Regions from separate parts of the Homo sapiens genome. Here region 1 is linked to region 2. The links are chromatin contacts, found by Hi-C in ENCODE. All regions are on one chromosome and are shown on one strand. The core of a region is the stretch at or near the end of the contact, and the rest is flanking DNA. Distances in the headings are between cores, read along the strand shown. Region 1 holds the start of SPOPL (speckle type BTB/POZ protein like). Region 2 holds the start of FAM168B (family with sequence similarity 168 member B).

Region 1 (6,342 bases), core at 2,271-4,770, 7.4 Mb after region 2:
TTTGAAACTGTAGTGAGCCATCATCATGCCTATGAATAACCACTGCACTCCAGCCTGGGCAACAAAGGGAGATCCTGTCTGTTTAAAAAAAAAAAAGAAAAGAAAAGAAAAAGAAAAAGGAAAAAAAAAAAGTGGAAACCAGCTTACTAGCAAAGAGCTTGGTGGACTGCATTAAAACGTGTAGGGGCATTAGCAAAATCTCCAGCAGCAGCGAGCCCAAAAAGTACATCACCGAGGATTCATAAAGTATTGCATGCTTTTTAACAAGCATATTCCTTGCTTTTTTATCTCTACATGGAAGACAATAATGGATTTGTGAGTTTTGTATAGCTTCGTTTTGGACAACTAGAATTGGAAAATTATTGTATAAACCAGGTGGTGGTATGGAAGGCAGTGGTGAGTCCATCGTGCCTACACAGCCATGAAATGGGAGCATCTGTGGTGTTTAATTTAGAAGAGGAACAAGATGCTACAGTCACTAAAATATCAAAGTGGGAAGCTTGATTGGTTCTTCAGGCAGAGCCTCATAGGGTTGGGTCATGGAGATCCAGAGTCTGAGGCTCATCTGTTTATTAAATTCAGAATGGCTGTTTTGATCATCTTCACTAACTGCTGACATAATTATAGGAAGTAGAACTTCCAAGTTGGCCATATACACTGAGGAGTATAAATAGTTTCCTATAGAAAATCAACAATAAGTAGCAAAATAAATATGCAAAAGTTATATGCATGTTTTTTCAGTAGGCTTTTAGGCAGGACAAGTTGGGTGATCCTAATGGTTAATGACTTAAACGAAGCAAGCCCAATACTGACCTAGCAGAGGCAAACTGTGCTCTACACTAATGACAAAGCTGTTATTTCTCTATTTTAAAAATTTATTTACGGCAGCAATAAATGAAAGCCTATCATATCTCTCTAGTTTTCCAATAGGTATCCAGTAAGTAGGAAATCAAATTAAGAAGGTAGTTCTTTAGCAGACTGGTAACAAAGCATCAAGCTTTAGTAAGCTTTAATCCAAACTTACTGACCATAAAACCATCTTTTACTTTGCTAAGCCATCACAGTTTTGTTAGCATTACTTACAAGCCATATTCACTCTTACTATTTACTATCATTTTATTAGTGGGTAAAGTCATTGAATACTGCAAGCAAGAGAGGAATGGTGTGTCCTAACACTTAGGGTAAGGAGATCAAGCCTAGGGAAAAGACTCTCTGAGAATACCCTGAGGAGCAATTTGACATCCTTGTGGTGGAAGTTTATTGAATCAGTTCCCAACTTCAGCCCAGTCAACTGTGAAGGGTCAGCATCACTCTTAACTTCCAATTGGAAATGTACTTGATGGACTTATAACTTAATTCTATGAGTGTATTATATTTACTAGGTGTCTTATAATTTTTAATTATGGGAAGAGAGGGGGTGACATACTACGAAGGGATTGAAAGAGCTAAAAGGCTTAGTCAAAAATTACATGTAATTTTTGCTGTATGTCACATACCATAAAGTTAACACGGGTGGACAGTGAGTATAGCAAATCGTTTCAACTGTTCTTTGCTGGTGTTTGGAGATGGTTAAATGTTTACACAAATATTTCCTCTCTCCACCAACTCTTTCCCCATTCCCTAATGCTCACTTCCACTTCTGTTTTTTAACTTTTGGAGTTCCTTGATCTGCATAAACATTCTACCAACTCAGCCCAAGGCAACTTTGAATTTTATGGTTACATTGCTAATTTTATCTTTATCTGAAAACCTTTGGCACAGATTTTGTCTTAAAGCACGTTTTGTCTTAAATAAGTCAACAGGATTGCTAACGTAAGGTCAGGTGCTAATCCCAGCATTTTGGGAGGCAGAAGTGGGAGGATCACTTGAGGCCAGGAGTTTGAGCCCAGCCTGGGCAATATGGTGAGACTCTGTTTCTACTAAAAATACAAAAATTAGCCGGGCTCACGCCTGTAGTCCCAGATACTTGGTGGCTGAGGCACAGAATTGCTTGAATCTGGGAGGTGACCCAGGATCGCGCCACTGCACTCCAGCCTGGCGTACAAAGCGAGATCCTGTCTCAAACAAACAAAAAGAAAAAAGAAATAAAAAAGACAGCTAATGTAGTATTAATTTGAAATGAGGGGGATCTGCCTGTCCAGTATTCAAATCCCAGTAACCTCTGGATGAATTACTTGCCATTTCTAGTTCTTGTCGCTTAATTTTAAGATGGAAATTTCTACGTTGAAGTTTTAGAGAGGTTGTTGAGAGAACAGAGACGATACAAGTCCATGCTTAGAATACTCAGTACATAGCAAAATAATAAATATTTTCCCTCTGCCCTCTCTCTTTTCTTGGAAAGCCAGGTAAGCAATGAGAAGTTGGTTTATGGCCAGGTGTGGTGGTTCACGCCTGCAAATCCCAGCACTTTGGGAGACCAAGGTGGGAGGATCCCTTGAGCTCAGGAGTTCGAGATCTGCTTGGGCCACATAGCAAGACCTCGTCTCCACAAAAAATTAAGATTACCTGGGCGTGGCACATTCCTGTAGTCCCAGCTACGGGAGGCTGAGTTGGGAGGATCACTTTAGCCTAGGAGGTCGAGGCTGCAGTGAGCTGTGATGGCACCACTGCACTCCAGCCTGGGTGACAGCCCTGTCAAAAACAAAACAAAACAAAAATTGCTGACGTATGCACAGTTAAAGCAAAAAGAGTTGGGATCCTTGAATGACGTTCATGTCTGTTCTGGCAAAGCCGGGATTGTTGGTCCCCCAAACTTCTTTAAAGAAGTTTACTCCTGGTAGCTCGATTAAGTATCTTTGTCCCATGGCCGTGGGGAATAAAAAGTTCAGTTGTCACCCCCTTTTTAAACTAAATGTCCGAAGAGACAAGGCAATCCCATCCTCTCTTCACACATTTGTGCAGGTGCAGCTTTATTTCCCACCGTGCGGTCCCAGGAGGCCGCCTGGTCTTCTGCGCTCACTTCCTAGGCATCCCTGGCCGCCCCTCGGCAGCCTCTCCTTCTGGCCTGAGACTTCCAGCTGAGCCTCATCCCCTCCACCTGAAAACTGCTCCATGGGGCACTTCATCTACCTGGAAAGTTCTCGATTTCCAACTGGAGCCTGTATACTGCTGGTTGTGTCTCAGCAGTTATTACAGCTCTGGGCTTACAACGGGAGCTTAGCAAAAGTTCCACCCTGGCTTCCTAGACTGCTACAGCTCCAAGAAAAATCCTGTGCGCACAAACGGCCGCCGCCTTTGGCGTCTCCCGCGGATTAGACCAGTTAGGAGGTCTCAGTAGGCTTTTAGGCAGGACAAGTTTTACGCCTGGCCAAATAAGGGTCAGACTAAGCAAGGCGCCTCCGTGCGCCTAGCCAGAGCGGTGCCGGCTGCGGAACCTGCCCCGCCGGGAGCCTAGTGCCATGCAGCAGCGGCGGCGGTGGCGGCTTCCCAAGCGCGGCGGCAAATCCGGGCCCGCCCGGAAGTGCCCGGCGCTGTAGGAGGGAGCAAGGGCCCAGGAGCCGCCGCCGCCGCCGCCGCGCGCACGCGCCCTCGCGGGCTGGAGCCGGGGCTGGAGTCGTAACTCGGAAGCCGGAGCCCAGACGGGCCCGCGGCGGGGGGGTGGGGGCTGCGCGGGGGCGGGAGTGGCGGAGGTGGCCGCCCCTGGCGGCGGGTTTGTTTATCCCGGGGAAGAAGTTTAGGAGCGGGAGATAGGGAAGGAGGGCGGGTCGGGGAGGAGGGATGCGGTTCGGCGGAGGCGGCCGCCACAGGGACTTGCCGCCATCACCCCTGCTGCCACCACCGCAGCCTCGGGCTCCCAGGGCGGACACGGCCACCGCCTCAGCGGGAGAGGAGTCTCCACCAGGACTGACCGCTGCCGCCCAGCACGTCCAGGTAGGCGCCCCTTCCCCTCCCCCCAGTCCCCGCGGCAGCCCCAGGCGCTTGCTCCCCTCCCCCGGCTCTCCGTAGACCGGCGGCCTCCTGCTCGCGCCTCACTGCGCCCTCTGCTCTCTGGGTCCCGGACCCCTGCTCGGGCGGCGAGCTCCGGCCTGCTCTGGGGACTACCTCCCACGCCCCCGGACCGCCCTTCCCTCGCGCGGCGGCACCACTTTCCCCGGGGTTGCCCCCAATCCCTCCTTGATTTCCCAGCCTCCACCTTCCAGGATCCCCTTTAGTTTTACCCCCGGGCCTCGCCCCTTCTTTTCCTCTGGCTTCTCTCCTCCTCTATACCTGTATACCTCCACACCTGCCCCTTTTTACCTGAGTGCTGCCCAAAGGCAGAAACTGCATGCTCTGCCACCGCGCAGCGTCCACTTTCATACCTCCTCATCCCAAATACAGACACTTGAAACTCTCGTCCCTGTTAGCCCATTTTAGGCAGAGTTCTCAGCTTCGCAGACCGCTCACTACCTCCAGTCCGGTGGTCATGCCTTTAACCTCTCTTTAACCTGCTTTCTAATACATTTTTGCTCACTTATACCAGAGTACATCAAGCTAACCGCGCGGTTCGGGGTCCAAGTCTTCAAAGAGCCCACTTGTATTCCTGCTGCTCTCCTTTTTCCTAATTCTTTTTGAGTCAATGTATTTGTATATTGATTCAACATAAAAGAAAAGGGAAGGTAGCATTTTCTCTCTCAAAGCAGTCACACAACCCAGTAGAAATAAGATTCACCATCTGCTTATCCTAACTTTCGCTTGTCTCTTTCCTGACTGAACTCTGTCATTCAGTGATTCTTTCCAGGCTTCTGATGCTTTGTCTATTTTTGAATAATCTTGGGCCTAGTTTGACCCATTGTGGTACTCACTTTCCCACTTGCAATTGAATCCACTGTTTCTTGGACTAGAAACTGACAGAGGTAAAAGGTTCATACCTTGAAAAATTACATCTCTCCTGCCACGATGAGATTGGTGGAATATTTCAAATTACCATTTCATCATTCTTGTGAGAAATGTTGCCTAGTGGTTAAGAACTCTTCTCTAGAGCTCAGACTAGTATATAGTTGCCAGGGTGTAAACCCTTGCTCTGCCATCTACCAGCTTTGGCTTTGGGGAAGTTACTTAATATTTCTTCGCCTCAGTATACTTACAGCTGTAAAATGGGGTTATGATATGACATCACAGGATGGTGCTAGTAATTGCACAAGTAAATACAAGTAAAGTACTTAAAACAGTACCTGGCACAGGGCAAATATCTGATAAATGCTATCATCACTTCTTGGTTTGACTTGATCTGGCTTGTGGGTAGATTAATTCTAAGACAGGAAGGTGGGAATGGAAAGCTACTTTCTTATTCTTTGACATTTAACAACCTTTTTTGATATAGATAGCATGTATAATTTGTTATTGTATAAATTAATTCCTTCTGATTTGAAAACTACAGGGTTTTAGCCCACCATTTTCAAGGCAGCTAACTACCAAGCTACAGATAGGTCAGTCCTTATTTCAGATGTCTATTTGGAACTTCTACAATTTTACCTTTGTTTTGAGAATAAACAAAGTGAAAGTACTGTGTATAACAGATTCATCATACTGGAAAATGAGATTTTACAGATAAAAGTTTTAGTACTGTAAGTTAAATACTCAAAACTGGTGGTATTCTTCATACTCATCTGACCTTTATCTTCAATCACTACTCGAGATAGAGCTTTGGCTTGTCTTCCTTCAGAAGACTGGTGGCCGTTTTCTCTTAATGTGTTATGTTCATTCATATTCACATGTCTTCTTGGCTTGGTGTTTACAGAATTTTACTCACTTTAAAAAATGCTGACAGTTTTTGCCGTATTTGCTTACCTCTTGTGCACTGTTGCTTACTTATTACATTTTTAAAGGACTCACATTAAAAGATCTGAATAGATATTACTTTTGTGTTGTTTTAAATAGTAAAAGTTTGAAATCACTATTTGCTGTCCTAATTACATGTAAAAATATGTACATATGTAACTATCAAAATAAAAATGTTTTTCCATTTATAGTTTAAAATCATTCTTGTGCCACCATGGAACATGTTCCATACTTGGGGGTGACACTGTTTTTGGTAATGCTGTTCCCTGACCTAGAATAACCTTTGCTCTTTCTCCTGTATATCCAGGTTCTACCTGATTTTCATCTCTCACTGCTTCCACATAGTTCCTTCCAACATTTAGTTTCTTGGCTTTCCTAATGTCTATATCTGCATTTTTGGCCATGAATTTATATAAACAGGGCAGGTTGAAGAAAAATAACTCCCCTAGAATCAGACTTTTAAAGCTTATAGAACTTTGAAAGGGTGGGATAAAATTGACATTTAACATCTACTCTATGCCTGGCACTGTTTCTTAGTTTTGTAAATATTCTTTCCAAAAATATTTAATGAGCATCTACCATGTG
Region 2 (5,989 bases), core at 2,150-4,649:
TGTAATCCCAGCACTTCGGGAGGCCGACGAGGGCGGATCACGAGGTCAGGAGATCGAGACCACAGTGAAACCCCGTCTCTACCAAAAATACAAAAAAAAAAAAAAAAAAAATTATCCAGGCACGGTGGCAGGCGCCTGTACCCAGCTACTCAGGAGGCTGAGGCTGGAGAATGGCGTGAACCCAGGAGGCTGAGCTTGCAATGAGCCCAGACCGTGCCACTGCACTCCAGCCTGGGCGACAAAGCGAGACTCTTGTCTCAAAAAAAAAAAAAAAAAAAAGAAAGAAAGACCTATCACTATATACTATTGTTTCCTGGTTTGGAAACATACCATCTCTAAACAAAGTTCCACACAGAGCACTAAGTATGAAATACTATAACACGAGGCCTTTAAAATTTTATATCAACAAATCTAATTTTAAGAGGTTTAGATTCACTCTCAGAAACACCAATATACAAGATACAATACTCAGAAAAATCAACATTGGAAATTCTCAGTAATGTCTGGCAACATCAACAAGAGCTTGTAGACTTGGTGGCAAGTGCCTGTAACACCAGTGCTTTGGGAGGCTGGGGCAGGAGGACTGCTTGAGCCCAGAAGTTTGAGATCAGCCTGGGCGATATAGTGAGACTCCCATCTCTACAAAATGAACATATATATGTATAATATATACAAATTTTTTGTTTGAGATGGAGTCTCGCTTTGTTGCCCAGGCTGGAGGGCAGTGGCACAATCTCGGCTCACTGCAAGCTCCACCTCCCGGGTTCACACCATTCTCCTGCCTCAGCCTCCCCCAGTGGCTGGGACTACAGTTGCCTGCCACCATGCCCGGCTAATATTTTGGTATTTTTAGTAGAGATGGGGTTTCACCATGTTATCCAGGATGGTTTTGATCACCTGACCTCGTGATATGCCAGCCTCAGCCTCCCAAAGTGCAGGCATTACAGGCGTGAGCCACCACACCTGGACAAAAATATATTTTTAAAAAAGAAGCTGGATACGGTGGCTCACGCCTGTAATCCCAGCACTCTGGGAGGCCAACGCGGGTGGATCACTTGAGGTCAAGAGTTCGAGACCAGCCTGGCCAACATAGTGAGATGAGACCCCATCTCTACTAAAAACACAAACATTACCTGGGCAGGGTGGCATGTGCCTGTAATCTCAGCTACTCCGGAGGCTGAGGCAGGAGAATCACTTGAACCCGGGAGGAGGAGGTTGCAGTGAGCCGAGATCACTCCACTGCACTCCAGCCTGGGCGACAGAACAAAACTGTCTCAAAAAAATAAATGAATAAATAAAAAATAAAGCATATAGGCCGAGCGCGGTGGTGTCTCCAGCACTTTGGGAGGCCGACGTAGGTGGACCACCTGAGGTCAGGAGTTCAAGACCAGACTGGGCAACATGGTAAAACCCCGTCTCTACTAAAAATACAAAAAATTAGCTGGGCGCAGTGGTGTGTGCCTGTAATCCCAGCTACTCGGGAGGCTGAGACAGGAGAATCCCTTGAGCCCGGGAGGCGGAGGTTGCAGTGAGCCGAGATCACGCCATTGCACTCCAGCCTGGGCGACAGAGCGACACTCCGTCTCACAAAAAAAAAAAAGAAAAAAGAAAAGAAGTTCTCTCCCCCAAACTTTACCTTCATTACCAAGGTTTGGGTTTGCATTTTACTGGGAGGAATTCATGTATTTCTGCACAGTACAATCAGACAGACTTAACAGACTGGACACAAGGCATGAAAAAACTATTACTCTATTACGCTGGTGTACTGTTCTTTTAAAATTGTGCTCGGCCAGGCGCGGTGGCTCACGTCTGTAATCCCAGCACTTTGGAAGGTCGAGGCGGGCGGATCACGAGGTCAGGAGATTGGGACCATCCTGGCTAACACGGTGAAACCTCGTCTCTACTAAAAAAAAAAAAAAACAAATACAAAAAAATTAGCCAGGCGTGGTGGCGGGCGCCTGCAGTCCCAGCTACTTGGGAGGCTGAGGCAAAAGACTGACGTGAATCCGGGAGGCGGAGCTTGCAGTGAGCCGAGATGGCGCCACTGCACTCCAGTCTGGGAAACAGAGGGAGACTCCGTCTCAAAAAAAAAAAAAAAAGTGCTCAATTGATCCAGGAAAAGAAACTGTCTAAGACAACTTGGGTATAATTTCCCTTTAAACTACGGAACTCCACCAAAGTAAGCCTGCTTTGTAAAGACAAAGAGAAGCAAGATCTTCACAATTTCTGCAACACTAGCTTCAAAATTAGAATAGCCTTACACTGCTCAAATCTTGGCTGTCAAAGCAAAAATAACCCACTCCTTCATCTACAAGAGCTTAAAAATGTGTCCTGTTTTTGCCAAAACCAAAAAGTTTTATTTAATCTAGAATCTTTCATCCATAGTATTTGAGAAAAGTGATCTCAAATTACACAAGGATGACCTGAAAGTTTAAGGAGTGGAAACTATATAAACCTTTTTATTTATAAAGCTTCCTTGCATGCGAAAACACTGCAAAATATTCTTGTTTGACTTTAATGATTAAACATTAACTCAAACAGCCCATGAGATGCACACTTCATGTTCACATACACTATAAAACAGAAATACCCTTATTTGTGGACGTCGTAAAGGCGCACTGCACTCTTTTTTCAAAGTTAACCCAGGCTAGGCCACGAAACGTCCTTTCTGAAGGAAATCTTAAAAATCTGTAATTTAAATCGTGCCTTTTCAAGCTGGAAGGAGAACGCTCAGATTCCGCCAAGCAAAAAAATAAAAATAAAAATTATCTTTACTTCGTGGGTAGACAAAGTGAGCAGTTACACATTGGAAATGACTATTGTCACAAAGCTCTGCCCCCGGGTTTCACGCTCGCATTCCTGACGGCTGTGACCCCGACCTTTAGGAGAACGCCCCGCGCCGCGAAGCCACCTCGGCCACCTAGGCGGCAGGCCCGCGCCGCCCGGACCGCACCTGCACGCGTACGTGTCCGGCCGAGCTCCGCCCCCGGCCCCCGCCCGGCCTTGCCCGCGGCACAAAGCGCAGCCCAGGCCGGTCCAGACGCCCAGCGACCCCGAGCCGCGGGCCGACCTTGGCGCCGCCCCGAGCCGGCCGCACAAAGCGCCGCACTTCCGGCCTGGACGCGCAGTCGCCCGCTGCCCGCCCCCACTCACCGCGCCGCGGCGGCGACCTGGGCCTCAGTGACCAGCGCACGCCGGCCCGCGGCGGGCTTGGCCGTGGGGCGAAACAAGGGGGGCGTGCCGAGGAGACCTGCTACGATAAGAGGCTGACCCTCCGAGCCCCGCGTCTCCGCCGCCTCCCGGACGCCGCGCTCCCGCTCGCTCGGCTCCGCTTGGCCCGGCCCGCCTCTCCGCAGCCCGCGCTCCCCGCCGACGCTGCGCAGCCACCGGAGCCGCCGACCTCACTTCCGCCTGAGCGCGCCGCGACGGGGGCGCGCCGGGCACGTGACTGCGCAGCGTGCTCGCTCCCGCCGGCGCCCTCGAGACGCCCGGATGGACGAGCGCGAGCGCGAGCGCGGAGTGGGCCGGTCCCAGTTGGCGAAAGGGCCGGGTGTAGCTGTAGTTTTTTTATTAACTGTCTGTGAAAAAAGTATTTAATTTATATTTTGAGATAGTCCCGCGCCGCAGAAACCTTTGTGTGTGCCCAGACGCCAGGGCGCGGATCCTCAGGCCGCACCCGGGAGTCGAGCACACCCCGGGTGACCGCCACTACGGGGTCGGAGCGGGGCGGAGCTCAGCTCACAGATTCTTTGCCAGTGCGGAGGCTGCGGGCGCCCGCTCAGGAGTGCAGATTTTAGAGAATGCAAGTCAGCGTTTCAAGTGTAGAAGTGCGGGATCATTTCTATAGACAAGAGTTCAGGGAAGTGTACTAGAATGTTAGGGGGTTTTTTGGTTTTTTTTTGAGACGGAGTTTCGCTCTTGTCACCCAGGCTGGAGTACAATGGCGCGATCTTGGCTCACTGCAACCTCCGCTTCCCGGGTTCAAGCGATTCTCCTGCCTCAGCCTCCTGAGTAATTGAGATTCCAGGCGCCCGCCACCACACCTGGCTAATTTTTGTGTTAGTAGAGACGGGGGTTTCACCATGTTGGTCAGGCTAGTCTCGAACCCGTGACCTCAGGTGATCCACCCACGTTGGCCTCCCAAAGTGCTGGGATTACAAGTGTGAGCCACCGCACCCGGCCAAATGTTAGTATTTTTATGTAAGGCTTAGTGTATAGTTACAATGATTTGGTTAGTTCAGGGTGTCTCTCTGGGGGAGGTATGTTTATTATTTCGTATTAAAGAGGTGCGTGTCTTGGTGTTTGTGTTTGGGGTGTCGTCTGGTCTGAGCTAGGTACAGGACGACAAAGGAGGGAGTTATTGCAATAAAGATTAGTGATGGAAGGGAGGAGGCCTGGCTCTGGTCTTTTTTCAGTCGTTTATGAAATAAAAACAGATGGGCGCGGTGTCTCACGCCTTTAATCCCGGCACTTATAGGAGGCCGAGGCGGGCAGATCACGAGGTCAGGAGTTCAAGACCAGCCTGGCCAACATAGTGAAACCGCGTCTCTACTAAAAATACAAAAATTAGCTGCGCGTGGTGGCGCACATCTGTAACCTTAGCTGCTCTGGAGGCTGAGGCAGGAGAATCTCTTGAACCCGGGAGGCGGAGGTTGCAGTGAGCCGAGATCGGGCCACTGCACTCCAGCCTGGGCGACAGAGGAAGACTCCGTCTCAAAAAAAAAAATAAAAATAAAATATAAATGTGATAAAAGGACAAGAAGAAAACATGGGGAAATTCCTTTTTAGTATTGGAGTAAAGAAGGCTTTTCTACATTATTACTTGAAATCCAGAAGTCATGACTATGAAAAGCTTTGGTCGGCAAAAAGCACCATAAGCAAAGTCAAAAGATAAATGATTAACAAGGAAGAAATAGTCCCAACACATGTAATAGACAAAGCTAATCTCTTTAATATTCCAAAAGCTTCCAGAAGTCAACAATAAAAAGCCCTACCACCCAATAGAAAAAGGAGAGTTCACAGCAAAGGACTAAGTCTGGCTGTTAGTCATATGAAAAATATCCAATCTCACTTCTATAAAGAAAAATGCAAGTTAAAACTCTTTGAGGTAGCAGTTTTCACTGTGATTGGCAAACATCCAAAAAATTGACAATGCTATTGGTAAGGCTGCCAGGAAGCTCGCACTCTCAGACATTGCTGGATGGGAAAGGGGATCGTCTGATGATGTGTGTCAAAATAAACGCACAAACAATGTTTCATTCAACAGCTGCACTTCTGGGAGTTTGCCTACAGAGATACTTATAGATGTGTGAAATAAAATGAGTTCACACCTATTAATTGCAGCATTGTGCATAGTAGCAAAATACTGGAAACAAACCCTAGTGTCCACACCTAGGGAAATGACTGAGTAAACTCTGGTTCATCATGCAGTGAAATAGCCTATAACTTGAAAAAGAAATGGGGAAACTTTGTATGTACTGAAATGAAAATATCTCCAAGGTAGACTATTCAATGAAAAAAAACCAAGGTATGGAACTCTGTGTAAGAATAGTATGTAAAGCCGGGCACGGTGGCTCACGCCTGTAATCCCAGCACTTTAGGAGGCCGAGGCGGGTGGATCACCTGAGGTCAGGAGTTCGAGACCAGCCTCAACATGGGAAAACCCCGTCTCTACTAAAAATACAAAATTAGCCAGGCGTGGTGGTACATGCCTGTAATCCCAGCTACTCGGGAGGCTGAGGCAGAAGAATTGCTTGAACCCAGGAGGCGGAGGTTGCAGTGAGCCGAGATTGCCCCATTGCACTCCAGCCTGGGCAACGAGAGCGAAACTCCGTCTCAAAAAATAAAAAATAAAAAAAAAGAATGTTATGTAAAAAGGTAGAAATGAAAAAATATATCTGTATTTACTTACATTTACAGAATATTGTCATATTTACAGAAATACCAAAAAATAGCCAAAAATCTACCAGCAATGATTATCTGTGGTGAG

Evidence for each region. Hi-C counts contacts between places; a loop is a spot of excess contacts on that map. Pooled maps may share reads with other maps.
Region 1: a pooled map shows a loop between it and region 2 (14-fold over the local background). The contact joins the promoter of SPOPL here to the promoter of FAM168B in region 2. A Hi-C loop is called at or near these places in 5 of 50 pooled maps.

Annotation. Positions count from the first base shown.
Region 1 is chr2:138,498,250-138,504,591 of GRCh38, forward strand. SPOPL (speckle type BTB/POZ protein like) reads left to right here and starts at 3,521. Exons shown (of 11, transcript NM_001001664.3): 1 at 3,521-3,870. SPOPL-DT (SPOPL divergent transcript) reads right to left here and starts at 3,446. Exons shown (of 2, transcript NR_187149.1): 1 at 3,070-3,446; 2 at 1-2,631. RefSeq lists silencers at 3,417-3,956, 4,157-4,206.
Region 2 is chr2:131,090,061-131,096,049 of GRCh38, forward strand. FAM168B (family with sequence similarity 168 member B) reads right to left here and starts at 3,400. Exons shown (of 7, transcript NM_001009993.4): 1 at 3,154-3,400. RefSeq lists a silencer at 2,854-3,573.